Regions from separate parts of the Homo sapiens genome. Here regions 2, 3, 4 and 5 are each linked to region 1. A link is a loop called in an ENCODE intact Hi-C map of the cell type or tissue named here. Cell type or tissue: B cell. All regions are shown on one strand. Region 1 has its middle 33 kb from the start of INHBB. Region 2 has its middle 5.5 kb from the start of TMEM185B. Region 3 overlaps CFAP221 (cilia and flagella associated protein 221). Region 4 has its middle 17 kb from the start of TMEM185B. Region 5 has its middle 23 kb from the start of TMEM177.

What was found. Hi-C counts contacts between places; a loop is a spot of excess contacts. Peaks named below come from ENCODE experiments on the same cell type or tissue, not always from the same donor. Only the 100,000 strongest peaks of a DNase experiment are listed, where the experiment ranks them.
Region 2: a loop joins it to region 1, with 12 times the contacts of the local background. A loop is called at or near these places in 44 of 110 quality-filtered maps.
Region 3: a loop joins it to region 1, with 14 times the contacts of the local background. A loop is called at or near these places in 9 of 110 quality-filtered maps.
Region 4: a loop joins it to region 1, with 23 times the contacts of the local background. A loop is called at or near these places in 19 of 110 quality-filtered maps.
Region 5: a loop joins it to region 1, with 31 times the contacts of the local background. A loop is called at or near these places in 24 of 110 quality-filtered maps.

What each region holds. Positions count from the first base shown.
Region 1 is chr2:120,311,166-120,315,165 of GRCh38, reverse strand. No RefSeq gene overlaps it. Among named protein-coding and RNA genes, the nearest start is that of INHBB, 33 kb to the left of the region's middle. RefSeq lists an enhancer at 1,228-1,751. In B cell, CTCF peaks have their summits at 1,605 and 1,804 (motif pointing right); a DNase peak (open chromatin) is centred at 1,825; H3K4me3 peaks cover 865 bases; H3K27ac peaks cover 445 bases; H3K27me3 peaks cover 1,574 bases.
Region 2 is chr2:120,226,929-120,230,928 of GRCh38, reverse strand. No RefSeq gene overlaps it. Among named protein-coding and RNA genes, the nearest start is that of TMEM185B, 5.5 kb to the right of the region's middle. In B cell, no CTCF peak of the experiment used is centred here; no DNase peak of the experiment used is centred here.
Region 3 is chr2:119,640,194-119,644,193 of GRCh38, reverse strand. All of the region lies in intron 21 of CFAP221 (cilia and flagella associated protein 221), which reads right to left. Among named protein-coding and RNA genes, the nearest start is that of TMEM177, 37 kb to the left of the region's middle. In B cell, CTCF peaks have their summits at 2,202 and 2,415 (motif pointing left); a DNase peak (open chromatin) is centred at 2,433.
Region 4 is chr2:120,203,987-120,207,986 of GRCh38, reverse strand. No RefSeq gene overlaps it. Among named protein-coding and RNA genes, the nearest start is that of TMEM185B, 17 kb to the left of the region's middle. In B cell, no CTCF peak of the experiment used is centred here; a DNase peak (open chromatin) is centred at 1,556.
Region 5 is chr2:119,700,504-119,704,503 of GRCh38, reverse strand. It overlaps a transcript of TMEM177 not described here. Among named protein-coding and RNA genes, the nearest start is that of TMEM177, 23 kb to the right of the region's middle. RefSeq lists enhancers at 813-1,417, 2,025-2,630, 2,631-3,237, 3,238-3,843, 3,097-4,000. In B cell, CTCF peaks have their summits at 1,317 and 1,517 (motif pointing left); a DNase peak (open chromatin) is centred at 1,473; H3K27me3 peaks cover 1,014 bases.

The sequences.
Region 1 (4,000 bases):
GGGCGAGAGAGAATCCATCCCAGAAGCCGCTGGAGGGCAGGAAGGAAAGGATTATGGCTCAAAGGGAATGACACAGTGATGGAGAAACAAGCTGCTGTTCTGTGTGTGGACGAGTGTGCCGGGGGCAGGAGGCGGCACCGACGATGTCACCAGGGAGAAAAAATTACCTTGAAGCCCGTGGAGTGAAGAGTGTTCAGGACAGAGATGGGAAAGCCTGGGCCTGAGGAAGGCACAGATTGTGGTCAGTTGTTTAAGGACAGAAGAAGTTAGGAAAACACTGCCCTGGGTGATTTGCCTCCTACACAACAAAGGTTTCCTCCAAGGCTAGTGCAAGCTGGCAGGAAGCCCGTCATCTTCCGTGAGCCCAGCCACATCAGCAGCACAGGCTTCCACCTTTGCGCTGCTTCAGAAGAGCTTGCTCAGTCTGGCTGTGGCTGTTAAAAGTGTGCTTGGCTTTCTAATTAAAAATAAAACCTCAGTCGAGGGATGAAAGAAAGTGCTTTGGAGCTCTTCCAGGGACCCACCGCATACAGGTGGGGAAGGAGGAGGCTGGGGAGGGAAGGAGGGCCGGGGGAGGCTGACACAGCACCCGCATCCATGAAGAGCAGAAGCCCAAAGATGTCTTTCCCCGCACAGACCAAGGATCTGTGATTTCGGGAGCGCAGAAGGAAAGGCACAGGACAGGAGGGGAGAGGTGTGAACATCTATGGCAAGGCGAGTCCAGCTACTGTTAGCTGGGTGACAAGGAGCTGCTACGACAAGCCTGCGTGGAGATTTAGGCAGCATATGGTCACCGTTTCATTATGTGCAAGTGGCTTTCTGCTGCCAGCTCCGTCCGGAGCTCCTGGAGGCAAAGCTGAATTACAGGGTCTGGAAGGTGAGCCCATTTCCCAGACTCCACAACCCCCGCAGTCAGAGACAGTCTCCCCACACCACAGCTCTAGGTCAGACACACGTGGCTGGAACAATGTAGAAGGACAAAATGACGCGTAAGACAAGATGGTCACCACGACCTGCCACGCACCCAAGCAGAATATGCCAAAAGTGTCCCGTGGTCCAGCTCACAGGTCACGGTCAGAACCCACCCAGAGGACTGCCCGCGGGTGAGAGTGGTGCGTCCCCTGCCCGGCTGCCCCAGACCTCTGAGGTCAGCTTGCTCGGGTGTGAGAGGGCAGTCCTTGAAGTGAAGGCCATTGCGTCGGTTCACAGCGGGTGGGGCCCGGGGCAGCCGCTGCACAGGGCTGCTGTTGACACGGCGGGAATGTTTCTTGAAATCAAGGTCCGCTGCAATCTGGGGGAAGGCGATGGAGCCCGGTGCTCCTCGGGGCGGGCGTGGCTCCGCCTGGCTGTGGGGTCCTCCTGCTTCTGTTTCATCTGGAGGAAGAGTTGGCTGGGATTCCGGCTAAGGGCTGGGGCCTCCCTTTACTCTCCAAATCTTTTCTCAGTAAACAAAACTCAGTGTGGGAACAGGATTCCTATCAATTACAATACAAACTGATTGATGCCATAAAAGCGAAACCACCGGCCCTCACAAACAGTGCGGCTTATGTTGTCTGCCCCGCTCTCCGAAGGAAACCTTCCCTTCAAGAGTTTGTGTGTTGTTTACCCTTCTTCTTGGCGCACACACAAAATCCAAAGCCTGTAATAGCGCAGGTCATTAAAGGAAACAACTGCACTTGGGCCTTTTTCAAGGGAGTGATTCAGGCAGGTGCTCTCCTCGCCGAGTCAGTTTACAAAGCGTTACCAGAGCTCCCTCCGCCGAGAGCGGGGCAGGCCAGCCACGCAGCGTTTTCTCGGGAAAACGCACTTTCCCGTGGCCACTAGGCGGAGCTAGGTGTTTACCAAAAAGGGCAGCTTGAGCTTTGGTGCCGCTGGGGACTTACGATATTAAAATGTCATTTTTATATGCAACTACCCTTTACACATAAAAGTGAAATGGAGTGGGAGCTATAAGAAGCACCTGAAAGTTTCATGCTGGGGGAAGCCCCCCGTATGTGGTCGGGAAGGAATCCGTGTCTCATTTTAAGTGCGGAGAATGGGAGGAAGGGAGGAGGTAGAGGAACCCTCCAGAACCTGAGGCGCCACGTAGTCCTGATTCGCCTCTCTCCATCTCCCAACCGGAGCAGTCCTGAGAACGCGGAGACCGGCACCATTCACTGCGCAACTAACTTCACCGCCTGCTGTGCTAGGTCGCTGCGCCCAGGGACCCACGTACCAAGAAGCAATGCTGACACCCTCCCTGTCCAGCAGCTAGGGTTGCCAGGGGATGTGAAAGGATTCTGAAAAGATAATGCAATCTTCAGACGTTGTTAGGACTGTTTTGTTATTATTATCAGGAAACAGACGTAAACTGAAGAGGGAGACATAAAGCATTGGCTGTGTGATAAGTCTTTTTTCAAACTCATGTTTTCTGACACTTTTTAACACACATCCTCGTTGATAGAATTTCCTTCTCATCCGGGCGTGATGGCTCATACCTGTAATCCCAGCACTTTGGGAGGCCGAGGTGTGTGGATCACCTGAGGTCAGGAGTTCGAGACCAGTCTGACCAACATAGTGAAACTCCATCTCTACTAAAAATACAAAAAAATCAGCCGGGTGTGGTGATACACGCCTACTATAATCCCAGCTACTTGGGAGGCTGAGGCGGGAGAATTGCTTGAACCCACAAGGCGGAGGTTGCAGTGAGCCAAGATCGCACCACTGCACTCCAGCCTGGGCAACAAGAGCGAAAGTCTATCTAAAAAAAAAAAGAAAAGAAAAGAAAGAAAAGAAAAAAAGAATTTCTTTCTCGGATAACTTTAGAAAGAAATCATGGCGGGGAGCATAAGTTTGTACATGGTCATCAAGTACACAAGATAACCAGAGCTCAGAGCAGCCCCGCCCCAGCATCAGGGATGGTGAATGAACCCTTAGGGCCAGGGTCTGCAAGTCCACAGTGGAGTCACCTGTGAGGCTTCTTCCTGTAGGTGGGCAGAGGAAGAGCTAGAGGGCCCCAAACAGGTTCCAATAGGAATCTCTGGATCCGTTTATGGCTAATCAATGATGAACCAGAAGAGGAAAGCTAGTTGCTAATTTCCAAACAAACCACGAAAAAACATAGGAAATGATAAGTTTATTAAAGCAGCATGCTTTTTAAAAAGAAGGCTAATTTTTCGGCTGAGCGCGGTGGCTCACGCCTGTAATCCCAGTACTTTGGGAGGCCGAGGCAGGTGGATCACGAGGTCAGGAGTTCAAGACCAGCCTGGCCAAGATGGTGAAACTTCATCTCTACTAAAAATACAAAAAAATTAGCTGGGCGTGGTGGCACGTCCCTGAAATCCCAGCTATTCAGGAGGCTGAAGCTGAGAATTCCTTAAACCTGGGAGGCAGAGATTGCAGTGAGCTGAGATTGTGCCACTGCACTCCAGCCTGGGCGACAGAGCAAGACTCCATCTCAAAAAAAAAAAAAAAAGATGTCTAATTTTTCTAGTTATTGTTTTTTAATAGAGACAGGGTCTCATCATGTTGCCTAGGCTGGTCTCAAACTCCTGAGCTCAAGTGATCCTCCCACCTCTGCCTCCCAAAGTGCTGAGATTACAGGCATCAGCCACCACGCCCAGCCAAAAAGTGTAATTTTAAAGGAATCGGGTCACAGGGTTCAGGCAGCAGCCAAGGAGCTCTAGGGTCTTCCAGAGCTAACATAAACTTTCAAAAGAAACCATATCTGTGCACATGTGTAGCATTTGCCAAAGATTGTTTTGACCTGTAGTATATGAATAAGTGTTTTGTTCTCAACTTTTTTAATTTAAAAAAAAGTGTTTCCTATTCAAATAAGCCCAGAAAATATTGGATTAAAAATAAAGTGTCCTAATAAGGGCTTTGAACCTCCAGAAAGGAGGACTCTAACATGAACATGCAATGTTCCATGAGCACATTCAGTCATAAAACCCTTGTTTCCTGAAAAACCAATTTGCATTTCTAAGAACTAGTATTTCGTGCCATATTTTTTGAAGAACAC
Region 2 (4,000 bases), 84 kb after region 1:
CCTGCTATACTGCTGGATGCCCCTTTAAGTCAGGAGCCCCACACTGTTCATGGGGTAACTCCAGGGCCTGGCTCTCAGTGGCGTGCAGAGGCATTTATTTTATTTTACTTTTTTGCTGCTTTGCACCTGGCAATGGAAGAATGAAAGGCAACCCAGAGTGAAATTAGGATTACAATTTTACAAACGTCTGTTTCTGACGCAGGAAGCACATCATTTGTCCACATCACACTCTCTTGGAATTTATGACAAAGCCAGGTGAGAGCCGGGCTGGGAATGACCTTTGTCCAAGAAAAAAATGTTTTGCTGAGTAAATTAAGAGTGCAAATAAGACTGGGGAAAAAACTTAAATTGTACATGAAAACTTTTGAAAATATTTTAGTAATGTCAACTTAAGTACAATTGATACCTGGATTGCCTAATTCCATAATTCAGGAAGCTTCCCACTCACCTCCACAAAATATTAGTTTGAATTAATTATATTTAATTATATGTGAATGCCTCAAATTAAATGATCCCAATGCTCACTGTGTTGTTCATAACATTTGAAGGCTGTGATCTGACGCGGAAAACCCTGACTTCTGCATTTGCACACTCACAAACATGTCAACACTAGCCCTGTTTTTAGTTGACTTTTAATATTATACAGCCCTATACTTGAGTCTACCTTTGATTTCAGCCTCTTTAATTCTTCAACCCTGTGGAGTTTTCTAAATAAGCTCTGCCAGCTGCTATCAATACAAGCAGACTCACACCACAACTCGGGGTGGCACTGACTCCATTTCCTCAAAGATAACACAGAAAACAGAATAAAAGGCTGGGCACAGTGGCTCACGCCTGGAATCCCAGCACTTTGGGAGGCCAAGGCTGACAGATGACCTGAGGTCAGGAGTTTGAGACCAACCTGGCTAAGATGGTGAAACCCCATCTCTACTAAAAATACAAAAATTAGCTAGGCATAGTGGTGCACCTGTACCACCCAGCTACTCAGGAGGCTGAGGCAGGAGAATTGCTTGAACTCAGGAAGTGGAGATTGCAGTGAGCCGAGATCAGTCCACTGCACTCCAGCCTGGGTGACAGAGTGACTCCATCTAAAAAAAAAAAAAAAAAAAAAAAGGAAAAAAAAAGACACACTAGGCTTTATGTGTCAAGGGTCTTTAGAATGAAGTTGTCCCCCCTTATCCATAGGGGATATGTTCCAAGACCCCCAGTAGATGCCCAAAGCCGCAGATAGTACCAAACCCCTATACACACTATGTATTTCCCTGTGCATACACACCTACGATAGAGTTTAATTTGTAAATTAGGCACAGTACTCTTGTGCTTTGGAGCCATTATTAAGTCAAACACGGGTGACCTGAACAGAGGGACAGTGATCTGGCGGCAGCTGATGTGATCGCCCAGGGAGCACGCCCGGTGTGAAGATGCTGGACAAAGAGAGGGGTCACGTCCCAGGCTAGATGGAGCAAGATTTTGTCACGCTACTCAGAACAGAGTGTCATTTAAAATTTAGGAGTTATTTCTGGAATTTTCCATTTAATATTTTCAAACCTCGGTGTACTGCAGGTAAATGAAAACTTGGAAAGATAAACCTCAGATAAGGGGGGACTACTGTATTCATTCCTTCACCATGGCATGTCTGTGTCTGAGAATCTACCCTTAAAAACAATCTGGATGCAAAGAAGCCGTAAGATAGAGCGCAGTCCCTTCATTTCATAAAAGAATGAAACTAACTCAAATACACAATGCAATGGGTGAGTAAAGTATTGCACTACCCTTAATGTAATATTGTGGGGCCACTGAAAACATGCTCACATGTTTATGGAAATCTGAGAAGTGTTTCTATCTATGGCATTTCATCACATTTAAGACACTGTTGATTAGAGAACACACCACCATTTCACGTACCTTTAAGGAAGAAAAAAATACCCAGAATGGTTATTTAATAAGGGACGTCTAAGTAAAGCTGGGATCCTAAAGGGCTATTTCTTTGGTGGGAGGAGAATGATAAACAGCCTCGTCAGGCAGAAAGAGCCAGTGTCCCAGCCATGGACCCGGATGCAGGGAGGGAACAAAACTGCCCCTGAGGACGTGCACAAGCCAGTACTCATGCTGGTTTGAGTCTGAATTTGCACAAACATATGGTCTGGAAACACCTCAAGCAAATGCTGTAACTGAATTTAAGTTTAAGGTTATGTCAAGTTGGCAGTGCCCCCAGGTGACTGGCAGAAACAAATACAACCACCTCTAGAAAGAACTGAATGTTAACACCAGCTGACAGTGCCTGTAAAACATCAGCCACTGTACAGTGCAAGATCCAGAGACGTTAAAATGTGAAGTGAGTTTTAGAATTAACCATAAGTAAAAAAGCAGAATCAAATGGGTATGTGGAGGATGACATCTCTTTGCCGAGTAGACCGACTGGAAGGAAAAACACAGTAAAATGTTCACAGTGATCTTCTGTAGGTGCTAAGACTACAGCATTTTCTTTCTTTAAACGAGTCTGCGTTTTCCAGCTTTTTCTAAAGTGACCATATAAAAAAAGGAGAAATAAGGAGACGCAAGTGAGAGAATGACTTTGGGTGGGGTAGTCAAGGAGGTGACCCTGAAGGAGGTGACACCTGAACTGAGAAGGGACCAGCACAGGAGAAGCCACCTGAAGAGTTCATTGCTACATGTGTATCCAGGACAAGGACCTGGGGCACAGGGAAGATGCTTGATATGTATTTGTTAAATGAATACACGGGTTAAGGAAGGAAAAAGCTGCTAAAACAGGAGCCTAAGTCTCAAGGGGTCCCAGCCAGAGTCTGGCTCTTCAGGGAGCCATTCTCACTGGACTGAGCTGATAAACAGGGCAGGGACGCCCACCTGGCCAACAGCAGGGCCCTGTGGAAAGTATGCAGCTGCAGAGTTAGCAGAGAACCATGGTTGTGGGTCTTGGGCCTGTTTCCCCATCTGTCAAATGAGGTTAGTGCTTTGCCACCTCTGTCTCTGAAGTCAGCTCCAGATGATATCGTGCTTTGAAATATTAAGCCACGTGCGAGCGTGAGGGGCTGTCACGCTCCAGGAGGTCCTCATGCGAGCCCAGCAGCACCTCCCTGTAACACTGGGAACTGTCAGCACCTCCCTGTAACACTGGGACCTGTGAGCTTCAGACAAGCTGCTTTGTCTCAGGAAGGTTCCCGTGCTCGCTGCTCAGCCCACAGGAGATGTCACATCAGCTCCTGTCTTCCTGCCCGCATGCACTTTCCAGATTCACTTACCATGTACGAGCCTGTGCTGGAAACTGCTAACAGAGATAAGAGATGGGTCCCTGTCCTTGAGAAAGTCACAGGGAGTCCAGAGAGTCAGATGAGCAAACAGGATGATACCCTGTGGGACCCGAGGGAGGGGACACACAATCTGCTGCTGAGAGGCAGTTAACAGCCACCACTGGGGGGAAATAATGGAGGCATTGTAGGTTTCCTACATTGTTTCCTTTTGCTGTCACAGTTTTGGGAGGTTATCTCCATTTCACAGATCGGGGCTGGAAACTAAGTCATCTGTCAAGTTCACAGAGTCTGGACTCGCACCTGGGCTGGGGTGACTCAAGTCCATGCCCACGGGCATACTACTGCACTGGTATGTGTGTGCTGGCAGTGGGGGGGGGCAGGGAGATGGGAGGAGGCTATTGTAGAGGTGACAGCGTGCTCTTCATTTAGAGACTGGGGCCAAGGGGTAATGGTGGGCAATGAGGCTGGCACAAGGGCCAGGTGGGCTGTGGATTCCTTGTGAAGAAGTTGATATGAGCAAATCCACAAATCCGGCCAAAAGGGAAATTTTCCCTGGGCTTTCTGCGCAGGTCATCCCCCTGTCCCAAGCCAGCCCCTCAGAGGACATTCAGCAAAGGCATCCCATGTCCTGCAGCCAGAGGGCTACAGGGAAAACTTAACTCCCACCAGCTTCCAGCTGCTCTGACTGGGACCATGCCCAGGTGTCACTGTCACCCTGGTCTGCTGTGGAG
Region 3 (4,000 bases), 670 kb after region 1:
TTGCTTTTATTTATTTTTTAAATTTTTGTTTATTTTCTTTTGAGATGGAGTCTTGTTTCACTGCCCAGGCGGGAGTGCAGTGGCATAATATTGGTTCACTGCAAGCTCTGCCTCCCGGGTTGAAGCGATTCTCCTGCTTCAGCCTCCTGAATACCTGGGATTACAGGTGCCCGCCACCATACCTAACTAATTTTTGTATTTTTAGTAGAGACGAGGTTTCACCATGTTGTCCAGGCTGGTCTTGAACTCCTGACCTCAAGTGATCCTCCTGCCTTGGCCTCCCAAAGTGCTGGGATTATAGGCATAAACCAATGTTTCTGGCTGTTGCTTTGTTTAATTTTAATGTCCTGGCCAGTCACGGTGGCTCACGCCTGTAATCCCAGCACTTTGGGAGGCTGAGGTGGGCGGATTGCTTGAGGTCAGGAGTTCGAGACCAACCTGGCCAACATAGTGAAACCCTGTCTCTACTAAAAATACAAAAAGTTAGCCAGGTGTGGTGGCCCACGCCTGTAGTCCTAGCTACTCAGGAGGCTGAGGCAGAGAATCGCTTGAACCTGGGAGGCGGAGGTTGCAGTGAGCTGAGATCGTGCCACTGCACTCCAGCCTGGGTGACAGAGTGAGACTCCATCTAAAAAATCATATATATATTTAATGTCCTTACTTGACAAAGTAAAACCCTGACAATGCCAAGACAGTTCCCAAAGTTCTTCTGGACATTTCACTCATCTATGAAATCAGAAAGTCTGGGAACTATTGGGTTAGATAATTTCTTCAGTTGTCACTGACTCTCTGATTTTATGGAAGTCCAAAGAGATTTAACAAGTTATCTCTGAATTTACTGAAGAGTAAAGAAATAAATGAGCTGCTTCGATTATTACGAATACAAAAATGACTTGGAATAAATAAACACTAACTATATTGCATGGTTTAACAACAAACAGTTGTCAGGGGCAAAAGATACAAGGCAAACCTCGTAAGTAATAGGAGCTAATTTATTCAAGCAAAATGGCTGCAAAGTTGGAATATCATTAATGGATTTATAGGAAGTTGCTATGGACTGAATTTTGTGTTCTCCCCAAATTCACGTTGAAACATAACTCCCAGGCCAGGTGCAGTGGCTCACACCTGTAATCCCAACACTTTGGGAGGCCGAGGTGGGAGGATCACTTGAGGCCAGGAGTTTGAGATCAGCCCGGGCAACATAGCAAGACCCTATCCCTATTTACATTAAAAATAACAAGAACTTAACCCCCAATGTGATGGTATTTGGAGATGGAGCCTTTGGGAGGTGGGTTAGGTCATAGGGGTGGAGCCCTCATGAATAGGATTAGTGCCTATCAAAGAGGCCTGAGAAGCTGGGTGCAGTGGCTCCACTTCTGTAATCCCAGCACTTTGGGAGGCTGAGGTGGGAGGATTGCTTGAGGCCAGGAGTTCAACACCAGCCTGGGCAATGTAGCAAAACCATATCTCTACAATAAATAAATAAAATTGGCTGAGCATGATGATGCACACCTATAATCCCAGCTACTTGGGAGGTTGAGGAAGGATAATCAGTTGAGCCCAGGAGTTTGAAGCTGCAGTGAGCTATGATTATGCCACTGCACTCCAGCGTGGAAGATAGTGATATCTCATCTAAAAAAAAAAAAAAAAAAAAAAAAAAGGCCTGAGAGCTCCCTTCCCCTTTCTGCCATGTTTGGACACAGTGAGAAGACAACCATGTAGGAACCAGGAAGCTGGCCCTCACCAGACACCAAGTCTACTGGCACCTTGATCTCGGACTTCCCAGTCTCCAGAACTGAGAAATAAATTTCAGTTGTTCATAAATTACATCTATGGTATTTTATTATAGCTGCCCAAACGAACTAAGACAGAACTTAAAAAAGGAATTACACTTCTTATTTTGTACCTGTTTTCAGAAATAAAAACATGACCTAGAGTCTTACATCCCGTGGAAATCCATGCTAAGAAGATAGATACAGAATCCTCCCTTGATTTTATGAGCTGTTATGCAACTGCAGTTTATTTAGAAACAAACTGGCCCAACAAGAGCACTCAGGCACATAAGCTGAAAGTAACAACTCATGGTTCGAGAGTTTTCTTTAATTCATGGAGAGTTCATGTTTAATTCATGGTTATTCAAGCCCAAGGTAACTGCATTCTCACTGCTTGTTGAAAGAACAGCCTCGGGAGATTTTTTTCCAAGGACATTGCTTTGGAAAGAAAATAGGATGCTTTTTCTTGATTCTCAAGAACGGTACACGCTGACAACGGGTGGACATGGTCAGCGGGTCGCCACTTCTCACCATTCCTCATTTTTCTTATTCAGTGTGCTGACAGCACCCCAGACCCGGTTTACTGACTGCATAGGTCAGTTCTGAAGCATCCTCACCCCGCAGCAAAATGAGGCAGTCTGTCAATGTGGTGACGGACTATCGCCATCTGGTGGCGATGGAGTGACTGCGCCGCTTAGTGGGCGGGGAAGGAGGGTAGAAGTGAGAGAAGAGTTACTAAGCATGCACCAGGCATGATGCTAGATGCTTCACAAGATCATTGCACTTTTATCCTCACACACACACAAATGTGAGGATGCCATCACTGCCTCTCCCTCAGAGAGGAGGAGATTATTGCTCGAAGGGCTTCATTAGTACGTAGCTCGCCCAAGGACTGAACTGGTGATACATCCAGTGTACAATGGAGGCAGGTCTCTCCCATGCCAAAGCTTTCCTTCTCTCTTCCATGCCATTGTTCCCGCCAGTTCTGGAGATTTGACATTCTAGAAATATGCTAAAAATGTAGAACAAGGATGCTGGTTTTCAGATGGCAATAGGGTGGTTGAGGAAAGGATGAAGTATAATAATTGGAAAGAAGCATATTTTTGAGCTCTTGCCATGTCCCAAATCCTATGCTGGGTGCTTTTTGTTTACCGCATGCTAATCTTCAGGCAAAGGAGAGGAGTAGAGAAGCCCTAAGGAAGTGACCCCAAGGGGACGGCACATGGGAAAGCCTTGACGTAGATGACGTACAGCTGCATTTGGCTTAGTTCAGGAAGAGCTTACCAATGAAGCCCTTCAATGAAGATGATGAAGGAGGAAGTCAAATTCAGTGTTCTGGGGTCACAACCCAGATTCCAACTATCTCCTCAAATACCTGGGGAGGTGTGGGTGGATGTGGGTGGATGGGACGGCTGCACTTGTACACTACAAGTTGGGTGAGCTCTTGTACTCTTACTAAAATTAAAACATCAACGCTGAGAATGGCCTTTGCAACAAGTCCAATCCCCTTGTCTTACTGACAAGAGGACTGGGCCCAGAGAGTTGGCCAAGGGGCATGGCTGAGGTCACATGACTCCTGGAGGTCATGTAGCCTCCCTGGTGAGTTTCTGAGTCAGAGGATCCAGGTTACCCGAGTGGGAGCTGGGGTGTGTGTAAAGATCACCTACTGATCTTGGTTGGTGGCAGAGCTCAGGTTTCTTGGCCACTCTTGGAGCCATGCCAGGGCTCTGCCACCTTGGGGTGGGCCTCATTCTGGATCAGAGGATTGGAACTTTGTTTGACAGCTGATGATAATCATTTTGGGACACCAGTCACATCTGTTCACCAATCACTCACTTAGCTGTATTTATAAGGATAGTGAACTGAAGAAGCGAATTCAAGGGCTCAGGAGTCAGCGATTGGCCAGGCAGAGTCTAATGAAAAGGCACCAGGCTACTTCTTTGATATCTTATGGTTTTGAAGAGCTATTAAATAAGCAAATTAGCAAAAATGTAGTCACTCTAAGTTTCTTCTTTCATCATCCAACAATATTCTGATCTACCCATTGTGTATCTGGAGCAGGGCTGTTTTCTGTGTGGGGATTGCCATGGTCTCACAGTGAATGCCAGCCTGTGGCACAAGAGGGCCATGGATCCTTTGGAACTGGATACAGAGACTGCGGAAGGCTAATCTTGGCAATTTATGATTTTTTTTCCTTTTTTTTTTTTGTTTTGAGATGGAGTCTCTCT
Region 4 (4,000 bases), 110 kb after region 1:
CTGCCTAGGCAGTCTTTTAAAAAGATGTTTTACACAGAATTTGGTAAATTCTTTGAATATTGAATATTGAGTAAATTCTTTGAATACTGAGTCCAAGAAAACTCAATATTATACTAAGTGGAGCTGGGGGAGGCAAGACAGGGGCTAAGAGGGAAATGCGGCCTGAAACACTCTGTTAAGGTGTGTGGGAAAGAGAAGTCTGGAAGAAAATAAGCCAAAGTGACACCGGTGCTTTATTTTTCGACTTTTCTGTATTGAACCATTTTTCTACAATGAGCATGTCTAACTTTTATATTCAGGAGGGTAATTTCTAAGACTGCTCCAGGGCCAGTGAGCACACAGAGGAAGAAGGTCTGAGCCACGTGTGTGGCGGATCTAATAAGGTGGAGGGGGCAGGGTAGGAAGAATGAGGAATTTAGCACAAGCTGAGACTGAGATGTGACCCAGGTGCTGAGGCGGGGGACAATTCAGGAGCACTTCCTGGTGGGGAGGCAAAGGGGCCTCCAGAGGGACCACCTCCAGGAGGACAGAGGGCAGCAGCAGCCCCGCCCCAGGCCCCCGGGCCCTCGGTCCTTGCCTCAGGCTTCCCCTTCCGCTCACAGCAGGGCTTTCCTCTCCCCCTGCACTGCGCCTAACACAGCCAGCCCCCCTGGTGACAGCCTGCATTCATTTTTTTTTTTTATTCTTTTGTATTAATTTTCAGTAGAGACGGGATCTTCCTATGTTGCCCAGGCTAGTCTTGAACTCCCAGGCTCAAGTGATCCTCCCACCTCGGCCTCCCAAAGTGCTGGGATTACAGGCATGAGCCACTACGCCTGGTCACAGCCCACATTCAATAGCTGAAAGGGGGTCTCCCCATAGGCCCTATTACTTCCTGTGTGGTGTCACCTGGAACCTGAGCCCACCCTGAGCAGCCTCAGATTCTTACAAGCCCTGTGGGCAGTGGCCCCCTGCCCCAACAAAGACTGCTCCCAGGTCCAGCCATGGGGCTTGTTTCGGCTCTGGAGGAAGTGGCTGCCATGGTTGTCAGCACTTTCAGAGTGAGAGAATCTAGGGTGTACGGTTCTCTGGTGCAGACTGGCTGTTCCCCTCCATTCACTCTGGCACTTTGAAATCACACAGATGTGGCTATCAGAATGCACTGGCACCATCCTAGAGCCAGAGCCAGAACACACCTTGACAGCAAAGGTCCCGGGAAAAAGAGCTCTCTGCTCAGGGGATGAGGCCTGGGTTTAAATACCCACAGGGGAGCTGTGCGACCCAGGACAGGCCACTGACCTCTCCCAGGGTCATCTTTGGGGGGTGAACTTTGTGAAATCACCAGCGTGGTCACCATTGTGAGCAAAGACGGCCTGAGACACAGAGGAGCCAGGCTGAACTCCAGTGTTCCTGAGTGGGGCTGGAGTACCCCAAGGGTTTCCCACCAAGCTCCCCCTGCCAGCCTTACAGGCATCCCCTGCAGCTGTGCCCGCCCTCAGCGTGCAGCCACGCTGGTGGTCCATGATGCCGTGGGTCAGAGCATCCCTGCACTTGCTCACAGGCGCCCCCAAGTGGCTTGCCCTGGGTGGGCCACAGACATCACTGGGTTTCTCATGCTCTCCTCCCCGAGCCTGAGTGTCAGCTGGGCCCTGCCTGTTTATAACCCCACTGTGCCTGGTGCCTGGTAGGTGATCAACAAATGATTCCTAAGCAAGGGAAGCAAGCACTGGGTGTGGGCCCCCAGGTGACTCACTGATAGACACACCCCCAACCCCTGGCTGCTAGGACAAGGGACAGAGGCACAAGCCAAAGGCAGTTCACCCAGGGAGGGATACAGTGTGTTGGTCTCCTGTAGCGGCCACAGCAATACCATAAACTGGGTGACTGAACACAGGTTTGTTCTCCCACAGTTCTGGAGGGTAAAAGTCCAATATCAAGGTGTCAGCAAGGCCCTGCTTCCTTGTCAGGCCCTGGACGAGGATCCTCTCCCACTCTCTCCTCGTTTGTGGTGGCTTCTGGCAATCCTTGTCATTCTTGCCTTGTGGCTGCAACACTCCAATCTCTGCCTCCATCCTCACATGGCCTTCTCCCCCCATATGTCTGCATTTGTGTCCAAATCTTCCTCCTATAAAGACACCAGTCTCTAAAGTAGGGCCCAAACGAATCCAGTATGACCTCATTTTACCTTGATTATATCAATAAAGACCCCATTTCCAAACAAGGTTACAAATGTAAGTATCAGGGGCTGGACTTGGATACATCTTTTGTTGGGGGTGGGGAGGGAACACAATTCAACCCCAGCAATAAGGGTCACAGGGCAGCTGCCCTAGAACCTGCCCACTATCAGCCCTACCTTAGCCCAGTATGAGCGGGCCTAAATCCAAAGCAGGAGGATTCCTGCCAGCCTGAGGACACTTTCTCAGCCACTGGAACAGCCACTGCCCTCCAGGGTCATCTGGGAGCCTCCCTGCTGCCTCTCAGGACTTCTCTCCCAGACTTCGGGGCAGGGTGACCAGGGTCCTTCTGCTACCAAGAATCCCTCATGGCAGTGTGGGGTCACAGAGCGCTGAGCGGGAGGCTTGCCTGACAGAGGAATGCACAGCTGACCCAGAAACCCCCCGACTGGTCCCTTCCCCGAGAGTCAGTGACTGACGGCAGCGTGTCCACAGAAGCTCTGGAAGCACCAGAATGGAAAAACGCCATCACATACATCCCCAGCACCACTCGGTGCCAGTGGCAGTGGGAGCTTCTGTTAGCAGAGGGAGGAGATGCCCTCTGAACTCTTCCTCCGTGGGGTTCTCAGCAGCCTCTCCCCTTTGTGAATGCTGGCAGCTTCCAGAATCTGGCCATGCCTTCAAGGACCAAGCTAAACTTGCAGTCCTCACCCTAGTCCATCTCTCTGTTTGGGGTTCTATGAAGGTCTGTAGCTGATGGTAAAATTCCTGCTCTTCCTTCAAGTCTTAGTTACAGTGCCACCTCCTTCAGGAGGCTTTCCTTGACACCTCCAATCTCATGGGGATGGATGGGTGGCGGGGGAGTCCCTGGCTTCCATGTCATAGCCCTTACCCTGCGGCCTCAGCACGGTCTGTTTCTACGTCTGATTCCATCACAGGACTGTGACTTCCTTGAGGGTTGGGCTGCGCTGGTTTTCCCTGGGTCCCTGATAGGCCTGGCATATTGTAAATGTAAGAAAAAAATGGATGGGTGAATGAGTGTGTCTGCCCATCCTCCTGAGCCAGCTTCTGGATTGTCCAAAGGGGATAAAGGTGGAGACTCTGGAGCATAGAGAAGGGAAGTTGGTGGCCAGCCGCGGCATGGGTGCAGTGAGAAGCACCCGGAAGCCCCTTGGCAGAGAAGTTGGGCTGGGCAGCCACAGCAGGGCAGCTGCTGGGAGTGGCAGTAGAAGGGCAAAGTTTCCAAGGCCACAGAGATAGACAAAGGCCAGCCAGAGCCACTGTGCTTGCTGGACCATGGACACATACATGCTGGGCACAACCAGGGGACCTCATCCCATGGCTGGGGTCAGAGGGTGCAGAGCTGTAGCCAGCATGGCTCTGGACCCTGGGGCTCACTGCTTCTACCCCCAAGAGGCCAGCCAGAAATAGAAAGCTCTGCTCCACACCCACAGCAGACAAAGCCCAGTGCCTTCTTGGCATGGCCCAGACCTTCCCTCTCCCTGGACAGTGCAGTCTCTGCCAGAGGGACATACACCTTTTCAGCCAGAGGGAGCTGTGGCTGGGGCCATGAGCGGAGCTGGCCCTCTGACCAGCAGGAGCCTGGCCTGGACAGCACAACCCAGTCCTCCAGAACGTGTCACCCACCTGTTAGCCATGGCTGAGAACTCCTGGGCTCTCCAGCCCAGGGTGGCCTGAGGCTCCTTAGCTCCCCCAGCGGCAGGTCCTGGCTGCCCTCAAGCCCTGGGGCTACATCTTTGCCTTCCACCCTCTCTAGAGCAGACACAAACTGTCACCCTCGCAGGCCGAGCACCTTCGTTTCCCAGTGGCCCTCTCATCCCAGAAGT
Region 5 (4,000 bases), 610 kb after region 1:
GCCTCAGCCTCCCAAGTAGCTGGGATTACAGCCATGCGCTACCACGCCCAGCTAATTTTTGTATTTTTAGTACAGACGGGGTTTCACCATGTTGGCCAGGATGGTCTCAATCTCCTGACCTCGTGATCCACCCACCTCAGCCTCCCAAACTGCTGGGATTACAGGCGTGAGACAACATGCCTGGCCCAGAAGTACATTCTTAAGAGTTAAAATATTATGCATTAAAAAAATACAATCTGGTAGTAACTTATGGCAGCTTCTAAATGGAATAAATGTCTAGAGTACCTTCTTCACTTCCTTTGTCAGCATGTTCTTCCTCTTCCATGGAGACATTATTAGACCATGCTTTCAAATGCTTTCTAAATTTGAATCTGGTGTCAACACTCCTTTCGGCTGCATTCCACTGCATTGCTGTGAGGGTTTAGTGAAATAATACAGATAAAGTATCTGCCTTTTTTTAAATACAAAGTTCTGTATTTTTCTCTTTTCACTTACCATGTGCATTGGTCAGAGTCCTGGCAGGAATGGCATTCATACTGATGCTTCAGATGAAGGGCTATTTAGTAAAGGATGATTTACAGAGATGTGGACAAGTTTAAGGAAACCAACAAAGGATGTTGAGGCACCCAGCAGCTGGCAATAGCAGGAAGCTGTTACCACCCTTAGGATCAAGGGGAGGCTGCCCAGTGGAAGCTGCAGTCCTGGAGGCCCTGAGACAGGCAGAGAGTGGAGGAGACAGATCCCAGCCTCTCCTCCCAGCCTTCCATCTTCTGCTGGTGTCTCCTGTGGGCTGAATCCAGCTTGGAGCCAGAGGGGAAGGGAGTCGGGGTGATCCGGAGCATGGGACCAACCTCCTGGGGTGCGGGGCAGGGCAGAGCATGATTCTGGAAGAACGAATGGAGAAAAACATCCACATTATATGTGAGCACTATCCCATGTCATTAAATATCCCTGGACGCCAGGGTTTTTAACTGCTAAATGACATTTCATCATACGGTGGGACTACAAGTTATTATCAGTAGTAGTATGAAGGGACATTTGGAATGGCCCCTGCTCAATGAGTGTGATGGGCATCTTTGCCCATAATTATTTGTCAACATCTGCCATTTTACATGACTCAGTGGATGGGGCCTCTCCACAGGCCACAGGCTTGGAGAGTTCAGGCGAGAAACCCCAGAGGCCCAGCCTCGCTCCCAGCTGTCCCAAGAGGTCCCTGGAAACCATGATGTGCCATCAACTCCTACTTTCTTTGTCCAGTTACAAGTCAGGAGTAGCACCCAAAAGAACTGTTCTAGAGGAAAATGCAGGGCTGGGCCCAGGGCTGAGGGCTGAGGGATAAAAGTCTAACGGTGACAAAGGTGCCACTCCCTAGCAGGCTAGTAAAGCGAGGAGGCGCTCCTAGCTCTCTGGGCTTCCACCGGCCCTTCTCCCGGGGGCTCCTGCTGAGCCGGCCACGCCCTGGGCCACGGTGAGCTTGCTCCCCCTGCTGGCCAGATAGGGCATCTGCGGGAAACAGTGCCCAGCGGGCTCCTGCCCGGTCACAGGAATTGGCCACTCTGAGGATAGTATGCACCCAGGCTCTGGTACCAGCCCCCTGAGAAGTTCCCACAGGGCTTTGAGCATCCAAGGGATGACATCCCTGGGATAGAGGACTGTTTTGGTTAGAGCAGGAGGTCTGACACTATTGGAAATTTAAATCGGCATACATATCAAGAACCTTAAAATGTTCAATTCAGCCTCACCTCCTCCAGGAAGCCTTCTGCAATCACACTCCCCAACCACCCAGTGCAATCTTTATGCCCTTTTCCCCTGATCCCATGGCATTTTTGCTTGTCTCTGACTCAGGTGAATAAGAAAAGTAACTTTATTTTGCATTAATTTTTACATTTTTATTTTGAACTCCAATTCCATCAAAAAGTGGTAGTAACTTAATTTTAGTCATTTCAGGGTTCTCTCCTGCCCTTTCCCTGGGATTATGTCCTAGAGCAAGGTGGGTGAACAAAGGAACTCTTATGTAGTGCCAAGACATAGGAGCCACCAATCCTCTTTGTCATCTGTCCTCATAAGCACCATCTCACTCACTGCTGAGATGTTCCTGGGCAGCAGCCAGCAGCCAGCAGCCAGCAGCCAAGGAGTCCCCATGAGAGGCCCCACATTCCTGATGGTGGGACCCCTTCACTTGTTACATTGGTGAAACTGCCTTTGCAATATTATAACTGAGGAAATGATGACAGTGAAAGAAATCAGACCTAACCGACTCCATCTTGCTTCTAACATTTAAGCTGTCCTTGTTCATTCCTGGGCATAGGCCAAACTAACTTTGGGAAGGAATTCAGTTCATGGTTTGGCTATGAAACAAAATCAGTTCTTGCCTGGGGACCAGCCTGGCTTTGCAGGACTAACAAATTAGCTACAAGATTAGAAATTACAGTTTAGGGGTCATGCAGCCTCCGGCTCCAAGAGTCTGAACTTCCCCAAATTGCTCCTGAGGATAACATCACTACTGTAAAACCTAAGATCCGTGCTTGAGATATTCTGCAGACCCTGCACTGGATGGATCAGCTGAGAAACTAGACCGGTAATCTGACTCAACCTGTTCTGCTGTCCCACCCAGGAACAGAAGACAGCAAGAAAAGCTCACTTTGATCCTCTCTGATTCCCTCTCCAATCTGACCAATCAGCACTCCCCACTTCCCAAGCCTTCCTATCTGCCAAATTATCTTTAAAAACTCTGATTTTAGTAATAATAGAGACTGACTTCAGTAATAATAAAACTCCCGGTCTCCCGCCCAGCTGGCTCTGCGTGAATTCCTCTTTCTCCATTGCAGTTCTCCTGTCTTGATAAACCGGCTCTGTCTAGGCAGCCAGCAAGGTGAACCCATTGGGCGGTTACACTGGGATTCACTGGAACCCCTCTGTGGCCTTGTCACTGCGCTGGGACACCGGACTTTCTGAAAGAACAGGTAAGGAGAGCTCTATTCAGCTCTCCGCACCCCACCCCCAACTGGGCTCCCCCGACCCCCTAGGGAAATGAGGGCCAGGCTCCCTCTGCTCTCAATCCCCTCAACCCACTCGCGGTCCTGCCACCTCCCAGGGCCTCAGTTAGGAGGCAGGACCCAGAACCCGCTTTTCACCTTTTTCCCTTCACCCAGCCCCAGGAACCTTAGCCTGGCTCAACTTCCTCTCTTTTGCTCCTGTTGTTTTCTCCTAGATCTTTTGTCCAAGCCCAAGTAACTTTCTGTTCCCCTATGGCTCTAGGAAGGCTTGGAAAACAAAAGCCAGGAAGCAACTCCTTTTTTCTGCTTTCTGCTCTCATACCTCTTCCCTGGGGCAAAGGACACAGCACCTTAAATAGGGAGAAAAAAGGAATAAAGGGAAAAGGAGGTGGGAGGGATGGGGGAGGAATAACCTGCTGTTTCAGAACTACCAGGTCACCACACATTCCTGCCCTCCTGCCTCCAGCTCTGTCCTTGGCTCTCTTGTCCCCAGGATCAGTCAGACCTGTGGCGAATCAGAGAAGAGAAGGCTGTGAGCCTTTTAGGGACAGCGTCCTCCCTGTGATCGCGGTTGCCAGCACAGGCCTGGCCTGAGGGAATTGCAAATGCATGCATGTAAAGATCTCAAAACAGCCAGAAAAAGCAAGGTTACCTATTCATGAAAGAGGCCGGGACAGCTGCAGAGAAAAACAAAGCCATGTGGATCTCCTAGGACAGAAATCTGCAGGAAAAACTGCCTTTAGTGAAGTGACACTTGCCTAGGAGCCAGGAGACCTACAAAATGGTGTTTCCATTTTACCATAGGCCAGGTCTTGTCATTGAATCTGGGAGGCAGAAGTAAAGAGAAAAGATCATGGCCTTTGCAGTTGATGCTGCCTTTTGAAACATGGCCCGATGGTGGGTGCAACTGTAGGTAAGTTCTTAACCCTTAACCTTTCCATAAGTCTCATTTTTCTCATCTGCAAAGCAGACAATCTCCCCATTGCAGTGTTGTGAGGATTAAA